Regions from separate parts of the Homo sapiens genome. Here region 2 is linked to region 1. A link is an interaction called in ENCODE POLR2A ChIA-PET data of the cell type or tissue named here. Cell type or tissue: Caco-2. All regions are shown on one strand. Links, peaks and the distances in the headings refer to the core of each region. The heading gives the core; the rest is flanking DNA.

Region 1 (2,922 bases), core at 323-2,822:
TCCCTCTGACCCTCTTCTTGGACAAAGTTTTTGTGATAACCACTTTGATGATAAAGAATCTAGTGAGGCCTTAAGATACAACCTAAGAAAGAAGGTCAAAAACTGCAAAGTAGAAAGAACATTTAGATTTCTACAACTTTTGCAATTTCTTGTGTATGTGACGTTTGTCTCCTTATACCACAGAGATTACCAAAACAGGCACCAGAGGAAAAAAAAGATGATCACCACCACCACCACCACCATTTAATAAATAATGTGTTTAGCATAACTTCAGGATGAGAAAAGAAGATTAGAGCTGGTGGGACAGTGATTCTAAGACTTCTCAGAGGTGATTTCCAGGATGACTACTCCAAAGAGAAGAGGCAAGTAAACTGCAGTCCTCAGGACCTGTTGCTAAGAAGAAAAGAAATTCTGAAGAATCAATTCAGATCTGAAAATATTGGACTGGGTCGAAACACACTTGAAAATATAATCTGTCATACATTTTCTCATTGCTTAGGAGTATGGGCTTGGGCATAAATAAGATTAGCATTTTAGCAAACATTTACTGCTTAGAAGCTATGTGAACGTGGAGAAGTGTAACACAGAGGTGAAGAGCCCTGGCTCCAGAGTTAGGGATGTGGCTTGAATCCTCGCTCTGCTACCCAGAGCAAATTATTTACTTCTTTGAGCAAATTATTTACTTCTTTGAACCTCATTTTGTTTTCTTTAACTAGGATAGCTAATCCAATAGTTTTTTCTTCATCAAGTCATATGTGAAGTACTTATCACTAACCTGTTGTGTGTATGCATGTTAGTGCTAAGTACTTCAGCAATTGATCATCATTATTATCAACCTGAGAAAACTCACTTTACTCTTGTCAAAGGAAAATAAATCTCAGGACCCAAAAATCACTAAGCCAAAGGGAAGTCAAGCTGGGAACTGCAATGGGCACACCTGCCTCCCATTCTATTCCTAAATAAGATAGCTACAAAAATTAAAAAGCTACATGCTTCCCTTGCAGTTTTCCCATAAGGAAATTCCTTGTGAACAAGAGACGGAACTCAGAGTCATCCCTGTGCTCACGTGAGTCAGAGTCCAGCCTGGGCAGCATAGTGAGGCCCTGTCTCGACAAAAATTTAAAAACTTAGCTGAGTGTGATTGTGTGGTTGGCTCATGCCTGTAGTTCCAATTACTTGGGAGGCTGAGGTGGGAGGATTGCTTGAGCCAGGTTGCTCAATGCTGCAGTGAGGTATGACACTGCCACTGCATGTCAGCCTGGAAGACAGAGTCAGATCCTATCTCTGGAAAAAAAAAATGCTTGTAGAATGTAAACATGAGGCCCTGTCTCTACAAAAAGTTGCTTGGGTGTGGTTGAGCCCAGGAGTTTGAGGTTGCAGTGAGCAATGATTGCACCATTGCATTCCAGCCTGGATAACAGAGTAAGATACTGTTTGAAACAGGAAAAAGAAACAAAAACAACATTTGTATGTGGGTATGTTTTATTTCCGGGGGGCTGCTATAACAAAGTATTATAGATTGTGTCTTCATATTTTGGAAGGGGAAAACAAGCTCATTGGGGCCGCTTTTTTAAGGGCACTAATCCCATTTATGAGGGCTCTTCTGTCACGATCCAATCACCATCCAAAGGCCCAACCTCTTAATACCAACACCTTGGGGCTTAGAATTTCAACAAACGGATTTTGGAGGCAGGGGACATAAATGTTCTGATAGCAGGGCTTTTTAGAAGTGTCATGAATAATTAAATTCTAATCATGGTAGCCAAGCCATGTATCAGCTTTCTTATAACTTAATTAGAATGCCAAATACTGTGGAAGAAACAATAACATTGCAAGCAAATGTGTTATTGTTACTTTGAAGGAAGTTATCTTCTAGTATAGTAGAAGTAGTAGATATTGTAGTGGGGTAAAACGTGTTTTCTGACAATGACTCCTTTTACCAGTAGTGAACTGGTAAATGTTTAACAACCAGCTCTCCAGAAAAACAAAATAAAACAAAACTTATTTGTAATGTTTGTCAATTTATGTGGTGTAATTACTCCTGCCATGACCAATTTCAAACTATCTATGTGACATCTCATCACTGAACACAGGAAGAAATGAGAAGTAACAAAATTTTATAGTATTTTCACCATACAGGTGCAATAATTGTAAATATAAATAACCTCAAGAACAAATAATATTAAGTTATAATTGAAAGAATCAGGAAGTGGTGAATTTTGAATATTTATTACTTTTGTATTTAATATAGTTTACTTAACTATACTTAATATTATTAACTTTGTATAATTTATTTTTTAATAATCCCTATGTTTAACAACCAGTCTACAAAAATTTTAAAAATTTAACAACTGGCTCTTATAAGTCATTACAGGCAAGCTTCAGCACACCATTATGCTTAACTGCCCCTCAGATACACAGCACTCATAGCTATATATGTATGATTTTATAGGATATCCTGGCCACAGCTGATGAGAGTAAATAGGGATGGGAATAGGTTCAATGTCACTTCTCCCAGAATTTGGAAAGGGAATCAGACTGGAAATCATCCTGTTTGTGTGGCTGAAACTATAACTCATGAAAATTTGAAGTTACAGGCAGTCACTTTTTGACCATTATGTGGACTTAGTAGTAAATAAGATTTATCTTCCAGTATAGAAGCATAAAAATATGCAAAGGGAAACCAGAAATGGGGAAACACATCTCATTTGTCTTAAAGCATTCTAGATTTCAGCGGCAGTTCTTGAGACCTGGTTGCATTCTACCCTTCGATTTGGACAGATACATTTACCCTCACAGTAGTTTTCCTTTTCCTCTAATATAACTCGAATTGCTTTTTGTTATTTGCAAACAAAAAGATGGACATGAAGGAAAAAGGAAATAGCAAAATACGCAAAATAATAAGCGTAGTATAATACTGGG
Region 2 (2,922 bases), core at 189-2,688, 52 kb after region 1:
TGATGTGCAGCTGGGGCTCAGCCACTTGTGTTAGTGAAGTTCCTTTCACACCAAAGATACTCACCCCACTTCCATATTATATCCAATCATAGTATTTCAACTTCTGTCAAAATTCCCAGTCTCCAACTATGGTGCAGCAGATCCTTTCAAATGTAAATACAATAGCATAAACTTATATACTGACAATTCTGTAACATACAGAATTTCATTCTGTATGATTCTATTTAATAGAGTTTCAAAATATTCATATGGATGACCATAAAAGAAAGTAAGATTAAAGATGTGCTCTTTATGAAAAGGTGTAACCCACATTTCAATCAGGGATACTTTATAATCTTTAAAAAACACACCATTGACCAGGTGCGGTGACTCATGCCTGTAATCCCAGCACTGTGGGAGGCTGAGGCAGGTGAATCACCTGAGGTCAGGAGTTCAAGACCAGCCTGGCCAACATGGTGAAACCCCATCTCCACTAAAAATACAAAAATGCTAGCCAGGCATGGTGGCAGGTGCCTGTAATTCCAGCTACCAGGGAGGCTGAGGCAGGAGAATCACTTGAACCTAGGAGGCGGAGGCTGCAGTGAGCCAAGATTGCACCACTGCACTCCAGGCTGGGTGACAGAGTGAGACTCTGTCTCAAAACAAACAATCAAACAGCCACACCATCGGCCAGGCGCAGTGGCTCATGCCTGTAATCCCAGTACTTTGGAGGTTGAGGTGGGCAGATCCCTTGAGGCCAGGAGTTTGAGATCAGCCTGGGCAACATGGTGAAACCCAGTCTCTACTGAAAATACAAAAATTAGCCGGGCATGATGGTGCATGCCTGTAACCCAGCTACTAGGGAGGCTGAGGCACAAGAATCACTTGAACCTGGGAAGTGGAGGTTGCACTGAGCCGAACTTGCGCCACTGCACTCCAGTCTGGGCAACAGAGATAGACGCTGTCTCAAAAAAACCCAAAAAACCAAAAACAAACAAACATACAAACAAAAAACACCATTGTTTTTATTTTTATTTTTTCCCTATTTACTACTTCCACAGGAAAATTGTTTGATTTTTGCTCTATTTTAAGCCAAACTTCATATGCAGGGTAAGGCTGAGGCAAAACAAGTGAGAAAGTGGTTGTAGATAAATGTAAACGAATGACCATGAGATGACCCTTTCAGAACTTGTGCAACACGTATGTCACCAGCCCCATTAGCCTGTGTTAGGAATAACGTTCAAAATCCTAAGGAAATTGAACACTCGAACAAAGGATTCTTAGCAAAGCAATTTTACTTCTGCGCACAGGGGTGCCTCCTTGGCCAGTTACATGAGAGCACACCTGAACAAAGGGGCAGGGGAACCTTTATTTCTGTTGCAAGTCCTGCCCCGTACGCTTTTTTTATTGGCCAGGGTCGGGTCGTACAATTTAAACTAATCTCGGTTGGCTAAGCATTTGATTTTTTTTAGATAGGGTGGGCACGTACAAGAAAGTGGAGAGGAAGGCTGGACGCGGTGGCTCACGCCTGTAATCCCAGCACTTTGGGAGGCCGAGGCGGGCAGAACACGAGGTCAGGAGATTGAGACCACCCTGGCTAACACGGTGAAACCTCGTCTCTACTAAAAATACAAAAAAATTAGTCGGGCGCCTGTAGTCCCAGCTACTAGGGAGGCGGAGGCAGGAGAATGACGTGAACCCAGGAGGCGGAGCTTGCAGCGAGCCAAGATTGCGCCACTGCACTCTAGCCTGGGGGACAGAGGGAGACTCCGTCTAAAAAAAAAAAAAAAAAAAAAAAAAAAAAAAAAAAGGAAGTGGAGAGGAAGGGGAAGGGTTGTCTGCAATGAGCTAGAAAGTTAGTCTTTTTTTTTTTTTTAAATAAGGAAAGGAATGCGAGGTGGTACTGATAATGCCTGGTACTGTAGCGTGCCTGGGCATTAAAGGAGAAAAACGGAAAAACGGAAAAACGGCGGGGGTACTATGAATTAAAGAATAAAAGATTGATCAGATTATTTGAAGAGAAACCGCATCATATCCCACACCTGTCACTACATAATGAGGTTATGCTTCATTTTTATATGTATATAATTATGAAAAAAGACTCTGTCTGTTTGCTTACCAGATGTTAGCATGTATTTTTCTACAACATTGTTTGGAGCGTTTCCTAGAGTACTGCTTGGCTTTTTGTTCAGGAGCCTTGCTGCAGCTGGGTCCTTCCTTGCAGCCTTCCCACCCTGCTGACTGACAGGATGCTACCTTTATTGCTGCTGATGTTTATCAGACTGATACTCTGCCTCTAATTGCAACTGGCATTGTCTCTCCAGCTCACAGGAGGGGAAACTGTTCTTGTAATTCTTCGTAATACAGTTGAGGCCCGGCTAGGACCTTGGCCAGGCTTGGGAGTCATAGGGTTTGCAAACTCAAATGTCAACAGAAGTCTGGCTGGTAATGGAAGCGTGAAGGCTGCATAGTTTAAGAAATGTGGGCATGCCATTTGGCTTTAATGTTAGGAAATAACAGCCAGTGGCCAGGCGCAGTGGCTCACGACTGTAACCCCAGCGTTTTGGGAGGCCGAGATGGGCGGATCACGAAGTCAGGAGATCGAGATCATCCTGGCTAACATGGTGAAACCCCGTCTCTACTAAAAATACAAAAAAATTAGCTGGGCATGGTGGCAGGCACCTGTAGTCCCAGCTACTCGGGAGGCTGAGGCAGGAGAATGGCGTGGACCCGGGAGGCGGAGCTTGCAGTGAGCTGAGATCACGCCACTGCACTCCAGCCTAGGCGACAGAGCGAGGCTCCGTCTCAAAAAAAAAAAAAAAAAAAAGAAAAGAAAAGAAAAGAAAAGAAATAACAGCCAGTATGAGTGAACTGACGACGACATACTGCATTTAAAGGGAGAAGCTGCTATTCAAAGCCAACTGATTGTTGATATATGGAAAC

Evidence for each region. ChIA-PET counts read pairs that join two places held together with the same protein. Peaks named below come from ENCODE experiments on the same cell type or tissue, not always from the same donor. Only the 100,000 strongest peaks of a DNase experiment are listed, where the experiment ranks them.
Region 2: POLR2A ChIA-PET joins it to region 1 with 8 read pairs; 5 of 35 experiments call an interaction of 5 or more read pairs at or near these places.

The regions. Positions count from the first base shown.
Region 1 is chr4:68,360,096-68,363,017 of GRCh38, forward strand. No RefSeq gene overlaps it. Among named protein-coding and RNA genes, the nearest start is that of YTHDC1, 11 kb to the left of the region's middle. In Caco-2, for the core only: no CTCF peak of the experiment used is centred there; a DNase peak (open chromatin) is centred at 1,266.
Region 2 is chr4:68,411,845-68,414,766 of GRCh38, forward strand. No RefSeq gene overlaps it. Among named protein-coding and RNA genes, the nearest start is that of TMPRSS11E, 34 kb to the right of the region's middle. In Caco-2, for the core only: no CTCF peak of the experiment used is centred there; no DNase peak of the experiment used is centred there.